Linked DNA regions of Mus musculus: region 2 is linked to region 1. Evidence: chromatin loops called from intact Hi-C (ENCODE). Cell type or tissue: left cerebral cortex. All regions are shown on one strand.

Region 1 (8,000 bases):
TAACAGAGCCTCAGCTACAATGCTTGAACAGTCAAGAAAACTTGTGATGCCAAGTAAACATCGGAGATCTGCTGCTAAAGTATCCCTGATGCAAAGTCAAACTAGTACTGCAGTTAGTACTACTCTTAGCCCTCAGCCTTTCTCAGTGCCTGTGCCTGCTTTTGCTGCATGCCTACATGACCAGTGAGTCGCTTTCTACATCCTTTGCTGAAAACATTTTTCTACTCTTCTTAGGCTTTCCTAAGTAGTGTATAGTCTTGCTCTGTGAATTCAAGTATCAGTATCATCTTACCATCCTGTCCTGTCCACTGTTTTAAACTAGAAGAGGATGCTCAAATTCAGAAAGAGTTGAGACCCAGTTGACTCCCCCCCCCCCCCCCCGTTACAGGGAAGAGTGATTCTTAGCCCAGCTGCTCTGTGGGGAGTGGGGGGGGTGAGATGTGTGCACTCAGGAACTGGAATCAGTTGATCTGGTTCAAAGTGATGCTCATAGTTACTGCAGTTCCTTTGAGTCACTTACTTAATGTGCCAACCTCATAGAGCTTTTATAAGGATAAAATCAAGACAATAAGCTCTTGATTCATGAAAATGTTCACAGGCAGTAGCTGTTGCTGCTGTTCTTCTAGATGTAGATTTCAGACCAAAAGACGACAAGTCCACGGAGAGAAACACAGCTCAACTCTTGAACACACCCCGCACCTCCACAAAGGTAGTATATATTTTAATGTATTTCCAATGCTGCCAGTGAACAAGGCTAAGATAAAATTGTGTCCTGCCACAGTTCCCTTGCTGTGGAGGTCACTCCATAAGATGAATCCCTGGATGGCTAAGTGAAAATTAAAGTGAAAGATCCCTGTCCATTTTGGAGTTCCTCCATTAATACAGAGCTCCTGTCCCCGCCATCCCTGCAGACACAGGCACTGCTGGACAGTTTCTCCACTTTGGGCGTTGGCATCTTTCCAGTCATGGGGGTCCTGCTGACCCACAGCTGTAACCTGCTCCCTGCTCTTTTAACCCGGTAGTACCTCACTTCCTCGAGAAAATGGAGCCCCTCAAATCTCAGACCCTATGAAAGGTCAGAAGGCAAACACAATTTGTTGAGAAAAGAGAAGCACATAGACTTAGTGTTTTTGCAATTAATCTTTTAAATCAGATTGGTGTATTTCTAATTAATTTTTTGTTCCAATAATTTAGTCACAAAAATGAATGCTATGTTACATATGATCTTATAGTTTGTTATGTTTGCTTAATAACATTATCCTGGCCATTGTTCTAAAGCCAAGTCTATAGGTCACTCTCATTTACTCTCTCAGGTGGCTCTACAGTCCTCCAGTGGAAGGTTGTGATAGATTTAGCTCCTCCATTCTCAGATCTCAAGTATTGTTTACATGTTTCCTCTCATGGGTCTGTCATTGTTTACCTTCAATCCCCTGCCTTCCAGGGAGGCTGGCATCACTTGGATAGACCCTGCCAAATAGATTTGTTATAGGTTGAATCTGCTCAGGCAATGAACACACCTACAACTTAGTAGTTTGAGAGCATACTATGAGGAAACATCTAGAATATGACTCCTGGAATTAGTAACAACCTGTGCTAACACACATCTATATCCACTAAAAATGCTGAGAAATGGAAGTTCTGATATGAGCCTGGGGTCTTCCCTGGTTGGCTGCAAGCTATGTGGCAGACTGTGAATACAATAATGCTTTTAGCTGTCAGGTGCCCCAGACATTGTGGATGTCCCCTGTGCTCCCCTTTGTGACTGTGTCTGCACTGAGATCTCTGGGAGTGTGTGGAGAATACCAGGACTACCTGGAGTTAAAAGAGTGTTGAACTGAAGAGCTCCATTTTGTGTGTCCTTCCATGGGAGTGTGGGTGACATCACTTAATGCCCACTGCTACCATGAATGTACTATTTACGCATTCACCTCATAACAGAAACGGGACCGAAGAATCATGTCTTAGCTGTAATAAAGTACATTTCCTGTTATACTCTGAAATTGTTCCATTAGTAAATTTTAAGTGTTTTGGCTTTAAATACTTAAGAAAACAATGATAATCAAAATTTCAAACAATCAAAACAACCATTTTGAAAAAAGTCACTATACCAACCTCAATAATATTTGGCCAGTGAAGCTGGCCTTGGCCTTCATTACCAGAATCCATTCTTTTCCTGACTAAGCTTTTCTTCCTCTGTTTTGTCCAAAGCTGTTGACAAGAAAGAAAAAAAGGAAGGAAAGAAGGGAGGGAGGGAGGGAGGGAGGGAGGGAGGGAGGGAGGGAGGGAGGGAGGGAGGGAAGGAGGAAATAAGCGCTTTCTTCTGAATTTCAGGTCTACAAGCCCAGTTCGCCCAGACACTAGGTCCCTGTGCTCTGCCTCACACATGCCCAGTAGCCTTGCCTGGGAACGGTGAGGCCATCATTATTGTCACGGCTGGTGTTAGTTACCTATTTCAGAGACCTGAATAAGAAGTGTTTAAAATGATAGGGTTTTTTAATTAAAGATAATAAATAAGTTCTGCTTTTCCAAAGCAACTCCTCAGTTTTGTGTAGACGGCTGCTAATGGAACTGAGCCTCACTATCTGCTAGGAAGTGAGCTATCTTCTGAGATTAAAGCGGCAGTGACAGGAACCCATACATCTTCTAAGGCTAAGTGCTGACTACAGTTAGCATCCTCAGTGCGTCATCACTCCAGATCCCACCTGTTCCCTTTCATCATGTTTTGTCCTCAACTTTCTCTCTGCAACCTGCTACCAAATATAAGCGCCTCCTTCTGCTTGCCACCGGGCCTCAGGAGGAGGATGGTTGTCAATGGAGAGGTGGAGAAGTGGGTCTGCTGCCATCCTGTCTGGACAGTGGCAGAATGTAGAGAGGGCTTCTGAGAAAACACTACCTGCAGCCCTGGCACTCTGGCTCCGTCCTCCTTCCCTTCAGCATTGTTCAGCTCCTTGACATGAGCGTGGTCTGACCCACTGGGCAGCTGCCAGGAGTTGTGGAGAGGGATCATAAGGGGCTTGAAATGGGAGCAGGGAGGTCAATAGGCAAATAAAATTATATGGATAATTTGGCTCATAAAGGTGGATCAGGACTGCTGAACATCCGCGCTGGAGAACACCAATTGCTTGTTAACTGAGAAGACTAGATGGGTACCTTCTCCTTCTGTGTGCTTGACAGTGTTTCTCATGCTGGGCACCCGTTGGATAGTTGGTCCTCTGGATCTGCAGCAGAACTAGCTACAGATTTGTCTCCTTCGGCTCCAAGAGAATCTCTGGAAGGCGTTTGTATTACCTGGGTGTGCTAATCTGGGACAGAAGGAAGTAGAGGCTCACTGCCTGGTACTACAGACAGCTTATACACATTCTACAGATGATGTTCAAGAAAGGCTAATTCCAACATTAGCCAAAACTGCATGCACGCCAAACCAAAACAACAGCAAAAATACCGACATTCATTTTATGAACTGCTTAATTGCCCATGTTAGTCACAAAGATCAAATCACTGCACGTGCTCCGCCTCTAAGTGCTGTTTTCCATGCTGATGAGCACGAGCCAGCTGTCATTAAACATCAGCCCTAGCACAGTATCCTAAAGATATCAAATGTGACTTCTCAACGTCCCAGTTGGGATTGTGGCATCTTACGTTAGTGCCCGGATGCTTTACTTGTTGGGCACATGTTTTTAGTTAGCTGGCAAAACGTCAGTTGATACAGGCCCATCTGTGTTAACTACAGATTCTCACATGTTGTAAGGGTCCCAGAGCCAGACCTGCACTGCTGCTAGCAACATAGATGGAGCCATTTTGGGTTAGCTTGGTTTCCTAACAGAGCCTAAAGAACCCAGAAACTTGTTCATACTCGCTAGGTAAGTATCTTCCCACTGATCTGGGTCCCCAGCAGTGTCTAAAATGTTTGCAAGCAAATTGCTTCTTTGGTTTATTGGATTTAAGACTTTCACTTCTAATGCATGATGTTTCTCTCGGGACAGGTTAGAAGAAAGTGGGAATCTAGCTTAGTGGTAGACTGTCTACTTAGTACAAGTGATAGTTTGTTAAATAAAAACATGAACCAATGAGTTTAGGCACTGGCATCAATAAGTAAGTAAAAAAAGAACCATGCCTAAGGATGTCAGGACACTGCATGGGCCTCTGTGGATAGCCCAGAGCTCCAGAAACTTAGGAGATTTGACTGGAATGTCATAGGGAAACAAACAGTCCCATGCTAAGTACAAGTTAACAGGAAGACCAACATTTTGTTGCTTCATTTTCCTATAAAGTTCTGGGTTGCTGAGTAAAGCAGAATTCCAATGCTTTGACACACCACCACATTGTTAAGATAGGCAGGATTTGATTATGGGAGAACAAGCCCCCAAAATGGTCATTACACACACACACACACACACACCCTAAGGTCTCCCTTGCTTCCTTCTCAAGGCAATGTGTGGTTGCAATTCCTCCATTTGATGTGGTTCATCCCTCGGTGCCAAACAGGGTAATGTGGGAAAATGATGACACAGCAAAAAATGAGGGTGGCAGTGACCTGCTTAGTAACAAGAGAAATAAAACAGATCTTAGAAATTGAGGCCAAAAATACCTGCTTCTCCACACAATAAGGAGAAAGAAACACAGAGTTTTTCTGTCATAGGAAACGACTAGGCTCTGCCAGCAGCTGGCACCTTATAGACCAAGCAAGGGCAAGCCAGGAAAGCCACAGGCTGGTTGGGGTAGGTGAAAAGGCAGCTGCCTGAGAAAGGGTGTGGGTTCTGTAGATCAAGGGTGTGGAGCGCCAGGGAAGAGAGAAGGGAAGCCAAGGCTGCCTTCCGGCCTAGGCACGGAACATGCTTGCAACATTTTATCATTTCAACACCATGCAGGAGGTGAGGCCTAAAAAAGCGTCACAGTTTAAAAGAAGCAAAAGATGTCCACGCAGGAGTGGGTTCTATTTATTTACAACTTTACGGCTGGACAGCTTTTCTACTGTGTGGTTTGTGACTACCCAAAGTGAAATTTTTTGAGTTTCAAAATTATCTCTTTTTGCACTGAGAAAAGAGCATATATGATTCATCTTAATATTGCCGAGGATCAGTCAGCAGCTAACAGCTAGTATTTTGGGTGGGAGGCAGGCTTCTGTAGGCAGCTTTTTCACCTAACATAGATGTAAAAAACACCAGAATATGCCTCAAGCTTCGTTCGGAATCATATAAATAGCTCGCTCTTGCACAGTTACAATCTAATGCGATCGTAAGAACTCCCACGGTTCATGAAGTGCCTGATGTGCCCCTCACCCAATGCCTAAAGAAGTCGATAGAGGAATGACACTAACTACCCCAGTGGGGTACCAAAGACACCTGACAAAGGGGCCTGCTTTTGTTTCTGCTAACATCCTCATCTTAGGCTTTTGCCTGTGTTTCCTCCTGGATGTTTCTGTTTTGGTTTTTTTTTTTTTTTTTCCAGCCTCTGTAAAACCCTCAAGTCATTCTGAGTCAAGAGACAAGCTATAGGCACTGGGCAGATCCAGCCAGTGGCTGGTAACGTGTGGCCCACCAGCTCTGAATAATCTTTGCATTTTTCTGGTTAGAAAAGCATTTAAAGAATGATGTTTCATAACTTGTAAAAACTGTATGGAATTCAATTTTCTGTAGTCATAAAGTTGCGTTGGTGCATGGCCATGCACATTCATTTACACATCTTCTAAAGCAGCAAGAGCAATATTTATTAACTGACTGTACCAAAAATGTTTACTAACCCCAACACCCTTAAAAATCTTCCTTTCCATAGTAACTATTTGAGGAAAAGAATACAGACATTTATAGACTTTGAATGTTTATTTGGGAAGTTCAACATTGTCATTTGACACAGGTAGAGTGTCCTCTATCTGAAATGTTTGGGACTAGAGTGTTTCAGGTTTGTTTTTCAAATTTTAGAATATTTCCATATGCATAAAGGTCTATATTTGAGATAGGATGCAAGTCTAACAGGAAATTTATTTATATTTCATATGTACCATATACACAGAGCCTGAAATTAATCTCATATAATAGTTTTAATGTACCTATGGGTTTGTGTCTGTGTGATGTGTTTGTGTGTGTATGTGCGTGTGTGCTTACATATACACTTATGTGTATGTATGATTTATGCATGATAAGAGACCAGGAGAGAAAGTCTGCCTTAATCTCTTGAAACAGGGTCTCTGACTCTACCTGGATCTAGACTGGTGGCCAGCAAGCTTCCATGGTTCTCCTGTCTCTTTCCCCTGCAGCACTTGGGCCACAGGCATGTATGGCCATACCTAGTCTTTATACGAGAGCTGGAGATTTGAACTAGGGTTTTCATACTTGCCCAGCAAGCTCTTGTAACCCCTGACCTATCTCCCCAGTCCTATGCCTGTGTTTTAACTGTAACCCATTCTGTAAGATTGGGCATGGAATTTTCCACTGGGAAATCAATTGGCACTTATAAAGCTTCCAGTTTTGCAGCATTTTGGATTTCAGTTTTTCAGATTAAGGATATTCCATTTGTACTACAGATATTTATTGGAAACCGAATGCAGCTTGCCATTATTGTTTTGGGTGTTACACACCTAAACAAACTCAGCAAAGTTCCCCATTCTGAAAGAGTTTGCCTTCTAATAAATGACAGTCAGGAAAGTCAGTGACAAATTAGCATAGCAAACAGAGTATCTGTCAGAGGTACAGGCCTTAGGAAGAAGCAGGACAGAACAGAGAACAAGCAGAGGTAAAGAGCCTCTGTCAGAGACCTCAGTGAGTGCCTGGGAAGCAAACAGTGAGGCAGTTCCAGACTAGCAGTGAGCCAGGTGGGCGATGCTGGAAAGTTGGGAATGGCTCCTTGGGCTGTAAGAGGAGAGACAAGGATGGGTAGCTGAGGCTTTTCATTCAGGAACTAAAAGGCAAGAGTTGCTATTACTAAATTAGGCTTTGCTGAGAACAGTTTGCTCGAAGTATATTATCTATATCAGACTATAGTATAACTCTGATCTAGAGTTATAAATTTGGAAATTGTCAGTATAAAGGGAAAAGTACTTAAGTATTAAGGTTGCTTGGTATTCATTCTAAAAGCCTGAGTTCTTTATCTCTAGGATCTTTCTTGCTGTGTGTATGTGTATGTGTGTGCGTGTGTGTGTGTGTGTGTGTGTGTGTGTGTGTGTGTGTGTATTTAAACATGGTCTTTCTTAACCTCAGATTTTGTTTCTAATTTATCATGTGTAGGCATCTGGATCTATCATTGTTTTTCTTGCTTCTTGCTAACTAGGTACAGCCTGACTGGCTAGTCTGAAATAGGAGTTATGCCTGCCCCCTCCTCTATGTCTCTGTCTCTTTCTATCTCTGTGTGTGCCTGTCTGACTGTCTGTCTGTCTCTGTCTCTCTGTCTCTCTCTTTGTCTCTCTCTCTCTGTCTGTCTCTCCCCCCACCCCCAGTGGGACAGAAGGCTATTATGTATGGCCCAAGACACATGGTCTTCCATCTACAATAATTTCTAGCTTTTCATATATCATTGTGCCTTGTTAATTAGGTTGTTTGTTTGTTTGGTATATATGTGTCTGGTTCCCTGGAGTATGTTTGTGGACCATGTTCATTCAGCTGCCCATGGGGGCAGAAGAGAAGAGGGTGAAAGTGCCTCTAGGACTGGAATTACAGATGGTTGTGCGCAGTCCCATGTGGCTTCTGGGAACCAAACCTGGAAGTATTTTTAGTTGCCAAGACACCTCTGGAGCCTCCCCTGCCTTGTTTTTGGTGGTATTTGTTTTGCTTTGGCTTTGGTTTGGGTTTGCAGGGCAGAGTCTCATCATGTGGTTTGGGCTGGTCTGAGACTTACTGTGTAATCCAGTGTGACCTGAAGCAGTTCCTTTGAGACACTTGTGATGCTTCTGGGATGGGAGGCAGATTTGCTCACCCATCCTCTGCCTGTGCCCAGTGACTGTGTACATGGTCAGGGTGAAGAACAGAAGCAGCAGCAGGTGTGTGCTGCCCCGCCTGAGTGGGCTGGGA
Region 2 (8,000 bases), 110 kb before region 1:
TAAGGATGCATATTTTTCCAGGTTCCTCGCCTAGAACTATTTAAGTATCTATGGTATTTAAATCTTTGAAGAGATAGATAACTTAGTCCGTGGCCTCCTTTCCCTCTCCTTTTGATCCCTAGGTCAGCCTTTGTTTCCAATGGGATTGTTTCTGGTTTGTCATATCCAACCTTTTCTATTTATTTCTGAATTCTACTTTTTTCCTGTTTCATCTAATACCATTTCTTTTTGTAGGAATAATTTTTCCTATAAACATTTTTAAAATTTGATAGTTTGAAACCACTACTATAATTTCAGTGTTTCTCTTTAGTAGTCTTCACCCTTTCCCAACATGTGTTTTAATACCAATATCAACTTCTGTAAAATCAGTGTTTTATTAAATCTACATAATGATTTAGGGGATGTTGTCATCTTTTACTATATTTAGCTTCCCCAGCATGGAACAAATTATATTTCTCCATTTATCCATCTTTCTTTAATTCTGCTGTCAGACTTTATGTCATCTTTGAGTAAGCTTCTAATTTTCTGATTTAAATTAATACCCACTTATTGAATTTTTGTCAGTATTATAAATGGTCTCTTGTCTATTACATTTTCCATTTGTAGCCCTTAGTATGCAGGCTTATAATAGTTTCAAATGGGCTTTTATCCTGTAATTTGCTGAAATCGTTTGCTAACACTACTTACTTGAAGTTGATTTTCTTGACTTCTGCAATCATATGACTATAACTTCCTGATGTAGAACCATGCTGTATAAAACATGCTTTTTCTTTTTTTCCTGTTTAATTAGCTCTTGGCCTTTGGCTAAGATCAAGTGTAGTATCTTTCTATGTTTATACTTTTGAATTCTCTCTCCTTTTTAGTGATTAATTGCTCATTCATCTATGCAACTACCTTTGCTTTCCAAAGAACTAAGAAAGAAAGGAGTCATTGCTCTGTGGAAGGTGCAGACAGTACAGAAGTGAATTAAGGTATAGACATGTGATATTCTCTTTGGGAGATGCAGTGGATCCCATGTGAGCAGCGTCAGACCTGTTTGAATGAGTTCATGTATCTGAAGAACTACTACGTAAACTCTTAGCTAGGAGAGCATTAGGGAAAAGAATGTAATAGAACCAGAACATGACAGTAAGTAGTTAACACATCCAAATACAGGATGGCTTCACCAGTGAACTTTGAATATTGTGATGTGGAACCCAATGGAGCGGGACTCAGTGACAGACTTCAGACCCTCTTGCCCCTCCCCTTGTTCTCACTGACTGGGTTATTCCTAGAGTGAGACTAGTGTGTGGGTTTATTACAATGCAGGTCTCTGTCTCCTCCCCTGAGTCAGAATCCACACAAGGGTCTTCTCTGCTCACATAAAAAGACAATGCACTGATACCAAGGGTTCAGGGTATTTCATGTCTGTGATTATTCTTTACCATTGCAAAATAATGGGCTGGATTGTTATGGTAGAAAATGCATTTCCCATATGAATGCTAAGTATTTTAGTACTCCATTTATTTTTCAGAGTAAATTACTGAGTTGGTAGTATTCTGGCTGCACAATGTCACCCACCCGTGAACCATGATTTCATGTTCATGTAGCCTGAAAGTCTCCTGGAGAGAGCCTGACGGCCAGGTTATAACATGTGTGCATTCTCCAAGTACTAAACGATGCTTTAGCCTTCTGTGCACATTCATTGAAATTAAGAAGTCATTCCTAACCTTTTTTCTTATGTTATTAATTGTATTGTTTTACTTGTATCTATTCATGCAATCTAAGATAAACTTTGCTTGTTAACAGTGAGAAATTAGCATAGTTTTTCATTGGACTTACTGCAGTATTTGTTATTAGTTATAGAAGTTGGGAATATCTTACCTATATATGGAAAATAAAACTATATTTACCTTATGATGTTGATTGAAAAAAAACATTTTTACCTATTTTGGAAAACCTGAAGACACTGTTTAACTAGTTCATTGCCCACTGATAGCTTTGAAAAGGGTTAACTAATAATTCTTGTATTATAATAAGTTATTCACTTAAGTTTGTGATGTCCCAATACCTTTCATAACTTTTATCTCTTTTCTATTTATTATCATACTTACTGGTACATAACTGAGGTTTATAATGACTTAGTTATTTTAAAAATCCTATGTTCTAACTTATAGTAATAATTTAATATTTTTATTGGTTTATATATTTCAATTGGTTGCTCTTATTTTACCTTTTTTAATCTAAATTTTTAAACTGTTTATTTTTATTTTACATGTATGAGTGTTTTGCATACACATATGTATATGTACTACATGTATTCCTACTATCCTCAGAGGCCAAAAGAGATCACACTCTGGAACTGGAATTACAGTCCATTGTGAGCCACTGTGTATGTGCTGAGAATGAACCCACGTACTCTGGAAAAGCCCTTAGTTGGTCCTAACTGAGCCAACTCTCCACCCCCTGCCTTTTGTAACTTTAGTTTGGTATTGGTTCATGGCTCTGTCTCATGAGGAATGCCATGGACATCAGTCTAGGGGAGATTGTGTTGTTCCTTGCTTGTCCTGAGTAAGAGGGACTAGACAAAAGACAGGTTCTGTGCAGACAGGCCAGGTTTTCCCAACAGAGCTGACATACATAGTTGGTAACAGCCAGGCACCATTTGTTTAATGTCCACATAAGGGAATGGATCCCTACCTGTGGGTCAGAAGCCCTTTGGGAGTTGAATGAGTCTTTCTTAGAGATAACCTAAGACTACTGGAAAATACAGATATTTATATTCATAACAGTGGCAAAATTACAGCTACAAAAATAATTTTGTGGTTAGGGGTCATTGTGGAACTGTATTAAAGGGTCACAGCATTAAGAAGGTTAAGAACCACTAACATAAAGGAACATGTGGGTGAGATAGTTTAGCAGGAGCTGGGTAACAATGACAATGTTGGTAGCCATATATGGGTACCAGGCTTTAAATAACTGCCCAGCAAGGTTGACATAGCAGGGATGCAGTAGAGCTGTGATTCTTCCTAGTGTGACTCCAGTGTCTCATATCCTTTGACTGTAGCACATTGCCTTGCATGGATACATTCACACATGAGTTAAGCTGATGAAACAGGAGGGTTATGGTCTCTGGATCTAAGACAGAGATCATCTATTTTTCAGGTCAGGTTTGCCATCCTTCAAGTGTGTTGACAAGAACTGGCAGGTATATGTTGACAGATTGAGTCAAGCACTTTTTTTTTATTTTTTGGTTACTGAGACAATTAATGATTCTAATGCTTTCTGCACATTTCTCTGCACCTGTTCTGGCAGTAATATGGGTGAGTTTATGGACACAATAAGGGCTGGCATAGAATCAGCATGCCTTGCCAGTGTCTGTCCTATTGCCTGGGCTGACTGTGGAACCTGCCGATCAGCAGGACCTGCATAGTAAACTAAAGCCCGTACAGGCCGCTGCATGATTGTAGGGGAGATGGTGATTTGCATTTAGTCTTGTTTCTCCCTCATAAGGAAATCTACTGTGAGTGCACATTAATACTGTTTATAATGAATTAATATACTGCTCTGTGGGTATAAATGAAATATATAGAAACATTTATGTGAAACTCAATACTTGTCACTGATGGCTAAGATTTTAAGTGTTCAGGGTTAAGTGTCCTAAGGCAATGGACCCCAAACCTGTCTGAGCAGTTCCAGATTTCCTTTCCCTCAGGGGAAGGACCCATGGAACCGCCACCTACCACCACCATTCTCTTACCCCTTCGTCTCTATCTCCCACTCCCTTCCTCTTTTAAAACTGCACCAGATTAAACTTCTAAGTAAAGGTACAGTCTTGAAAAAAAAAAAAAACAACAACAAACTATCACATTACTTTGTAATTGCTGGGGGGAATCTTGGTGCCCGTTGTTGCAAATAAGTCATCAGAAATAAGACAGTGACTTGTTTCTTGCTTATGGTTTCTTGCTCATGCTTTTTGATTCTCAGTTGAAAAGGCAAACTCTCAGAGGCAGACCCTTGCCTGGCTTGTTTTCTTCTTGTCCCTAGAACAGTTCCTGACACTTGGAAACATCCAGTAAGTAGTTATCAGAAGACTGGCAGATATTGCAGCTTTTCTGGTTGTGCACACTTTCCCGCTGATGGCTACCCCTTCTCACACACCGAGGAAGCAGTGACCCTGCTGTCCCGGAGCACATGCTTATGATGTGATAAGCCACTGAATATGCCTCTGAACCGACTTGGTTGTTTTTATATGTCCACTAGCTCTCATATTTTCATGAATTTTGAATAGCATTTCAGAAAGTAATAAAAGTTGGAAGGTTATGTTAAGATCCCCTTTATCCTATTTCTCACTCAAAGTTCCTGTGTCTTTAAGAGCAGGGCTAAGTAAGTTGGTCCCCCTCCAGGTTCAAGAGGAAATGGATTGTAGCAGTTGTGCCTTCGTGCAGCAGATGTTTTGGTTGGAAAGGCTATCAGCCATCTGACTCATAGTAAGTCCTCAATTCCAGTAATTTCCCAGTTTTCAGTTACAGTAGGTAGGATGCAGGAAAGCAGCGTCTTCCACTTTGGGATCTTTGAACTTGGTTCACATATTACCACTGTTCCTGGCGCATAACTCTGTGTGAGAGGATGAAACACAAGGGAGGTCAGAGCGGTTCCAGGAATAGACATAGTCAGTTGGTGGTGTTTTTTGTGAGAGACCATTGGAGGTAAACCAAAGCCACTGGCCTCTCTGACCTAGTACTAACAGCAAGAAGCATACCCCACTGTGTTTTCCTGTAACTTCCTGCACTAATATTATTCCTGAATTAAGTTAATATGAATAACTAGTATTAATTTGAATAATCAAGTTGTTCTTATTTCCATGTACTATGTACAAACTGCAGTTTTTAATTTGTTTTGGGGATATTCTTTCCCCCAATAGAACCTTGAAAGTAATTCTGTAGTTCTTATATCATGTCTCTCATTTTAGATTATGGCTTTTTTGTGAAAGTTTACCCACTATATGTATACTTCTCAAAAGTTCAGGAAGATTTTACAGCCAGTGTTTTTAATGGACAAATAAGAATTATGGAAGGAATGCTAAATGTGTCCTGTTCTGTATTATGAGTGTGATTGAGGAATTGCTGATTCAGTGAGGTGCCGTTCCATTCCTCTCCCTCTGCTCTTGTCTGGCATCTGGGTTTCACATCATCACGTAGATGGGAAGAGTGTTAGCGTCTTCACAGATAGACACATTCAAAGCCTCGTTGCTTCTCCAGGCCCATAGCAGGACCTGGCTGTGATTTCTGAGAGCTTCCTAGGAGATTTGCCCAAGTGAAACCTGAGGGTCAGAAGGTCACCACCATTCTGGAGCTCCTAATATTTCCTAGCATGATCTTTTCTTTTTTTGGTTTTTTTTTTTTTTTTTTTTTTTTTTTTGGCTTTTCAAGACAGGGTTCCTCTGTGTAGCAGTGGCTGCCCTGGAACTCACTTTGTAGACCAGGCTGGCCTTGAACTCAGAAATCCACCTGCCTCTGCCTCCCAAGGTCTGGGATCCCCACCACTGCCCGGCGATCTTCGTCTTAGCTAATACCAGATCATTTTTAAGTAGCTATATTTAGCACCATGCTCCTCTTGTGTGGGTTGTTCTTTGCATATTTAGCTGATCAGACAGGTCATAGGTCACAGACTTCATAAACTCATCGAGCCCAGTACATTAAGAAAGCCTTTTTCACCTTTGCATTCTAAGACACATTTGTAGAGCTTCAGGCTTCAGGGGTGTCTTAGTCAGGGTTTCTATTCCTGGACAAAGCATCATGACCAAGAAGCAAGTTGGGGAGGTCAGGGTTTATTGGGCTTACACTTCCATACTGCTGTTCATCACCAAGGAAGTCAGGATTGGAACTCAAGCAGGTCAGAAAGCAGGAGCTGATGCAGAGGCCATGGAGGGATGTTCTTTACTGGCTTGCTCAGCCTGCTCTCTTTAAAATCAAGACTACCAGCCCAGAGATGGTCCCACCCACAAGGGGCCTTTCCCCCTTGATCACTAATTGAGAAAATGCCTTACAGTTGGATCTCATGGAGGCATTTCCTCAACTGAAGCTCCTTTCTCTGTGATAACTCCAGCTTGTGTCGAGTTGACACAAAACTAGCCAGTACAAGGGGTTTTTCTCCAGTGAGAGAATAAACAATAGAGAAGCGCTGACCTAGGTTACCCAATGTCTAGAGAGTCATGCTGAGAGAGAAGACCACACACTAGAAAGAAAAGACTGAAACAGTTTGTTCTCTGAGAACTCGTTTCACTCATATTTGTCTCTGTCTCAGTGAGCAATGTGATGTCTCGTACCCAGTAAAGCCCTAGATTGTGATGGGAAAGCATGGGCCAGAGTCCTGAGGGTAGAATTGTCTCCAGGTGCCCTCCCTGCTAATACAGAGTTGGAGGCTCCAGGCATTTTGTGTAGTATCTTTGAGAAATGTCTAGGCCTGCACAAAGCAGGTGATAATTGTATCTATCTTGATGGCTTGTTGGGGATTATGTCTCATCATGATGCATAGCACCCAGATAGAAATGAGCCGTATGAGGCAACTCCCAAGAGAAGCATTGCTAGTACAGATTTGGCTATTTTAGATATGAAACCTTAACTCTGTGATCGGAGAAAAGCTGTCTACCCTGGTAGATTGCTGTGATAAAACTTGATAAGATTCCGATTAGAGAAAAACAGCAATATTTGAGAGAATTATTAAGCCCATATATGTACACAAGTCTTGGTATGCAATTGAATATAAACATTCTGTACATTTGTTAATGTATTTCTGTGTTTTTGTTTGCTTGGTTTGGTTTTTTAAAGATAAAGTCCTGTTAGATGTCACAGCTGGCCCATTCACTGTCTTCCTGCCTCAGCCATCTGAATGCTGGAAGTTTAGGCATGTGCCACAATGCCTGTCCCTGAGTTTCTGTTTTCAAAATGTATGATCTTTTCTGTTTTCCTGGTGCATTTATATATTTTTTTAATTTTTTAAAGTTAAAGCTATATCTAATTTACTACAAAATATAGATATTACAGCATGTCTGTTCTTTGGCCATTTGAAAATAAGTGTTTGTCATGATGGACACAAGCTCCTTATGCTTTGATACATACTTCTTACAAGTGAGAGCCTCCCAGTAATTGTATATGCAGTTCAGGAAGTTAACATTGGTTCATTACTACCATCCAGTTTTAAGATCCATTCAAATTTCACCAAGTCACCTAGTGAGTTCTTGATAGCAGAATAATTCATGTTGACATTGTGTGATATCTTCAGCTATGTGTTTCTTCAGCCTGTAATAGAACTTTAGTTTTCCTTTGGCATTCACAACATTTAACTGTGTGTGTGTGTGTGTGTGTGTGTGTGTGTGTGTGTGTGTGTGTGTGAAGCTTTGGGTCTGTCTGATATTCTATCATGACTGGATTTCATGACAGGACATCACAGAAATGAGCTGTACTTCCCTTTCGCCTCCTCTCAGGTGACATATCCTTTCTATAGCCACTTGGCTGAGGTTGTGCTCATCGCTTGTTTGAGATTCTGTCTACCATAATTTGGATCTTAAGCATCCCTCAATGGCCCACATGCAAAGGCTTGGTCCCCAACCCACAGTACTCTCAGAATGTAGGAGGCAGGATTATTGGGACCCCAGTTCCTCTTCCTCATCTTCCTTCTGCTACTCTCTCTCCCCTCCTCTCTTTCTGCCTCTCCCCCACCATCATGGGATAAACAGATCTTTTTCATCACATGTTCCTGAAAATGCTGATTATGTTGCCTTGGCTCAAGCAATCCCAGTCTAGAAATGCTGGTCCATGGTCCAGACTAAACTTCCTTCATGCCGCCTCCCTCCTGTTGTTTTCTCACAGCAGTAGAAAGCTGATGAGTGTGCTGTCTATCGTGTTTTCACTACAAAGTTACTTCACCTTTTGATTTGTGTATATTTTGTGCTAAGTTCTTTTGTATTCTGTCTTTGTCTGTATTAACAGACACGTACATAACTGATGCTTCTAATTTCA

Evidence for each region. A loop is a pair of places that touch in the nucleus more often than their neighbours do. Peaks named below come from ENCODE experiments on the same cell type or tissue, not always from the same donor. Only the 100,000 strongest peaks of a DNase experiment are listed, where the experiment ranks them.
Region 2: it touches region 1 in a loop (2.0-fold over the local background); 2 of 42 quality-filtered maps call a loop at or near these places.

Annotation. Positions count from the first base shown.
Region 1 is chr5:31,979,706-31,987,705 of GRCm38, forward strand. All of the region lies in intron 7 of Babam2 (BRISC and BRCA1 A complex member 2), which reads left to right. It overlaps Gm52770 (a long non-coding RNA gene), which reads right to left. Exons shown (of 3, transcript XR_003955739.1): 2 at 3,151-3,302; 3 at 2,145-2,208. Among named protein-coding and RNA genes, the nearest start is that of Gm52770, 15 kb to the right of the region's middle. In left cerebral cortex, no CTCF peak of the experiment used is centred here; DNase peaks (open chromatin) are centred at 4,888 and 5,097; H3K27ac peaks cover 1,075 bases.
Region 2 is chr5:31,872,293-31,880,292 of GRCm38, forward strand. The region is part of intron 6 of Babam2 (BRISC and BRCA1 A complex member 2); the gene reads left to right. Among named protein-coding and RNA genes, the nearest start is that of Gm52770, 120 kb to the right of the region's middle. In left cerebral cortex, no CTCF peak of the experiment used is centred here; a DNase peak (open chromatin) is centred at 4,485.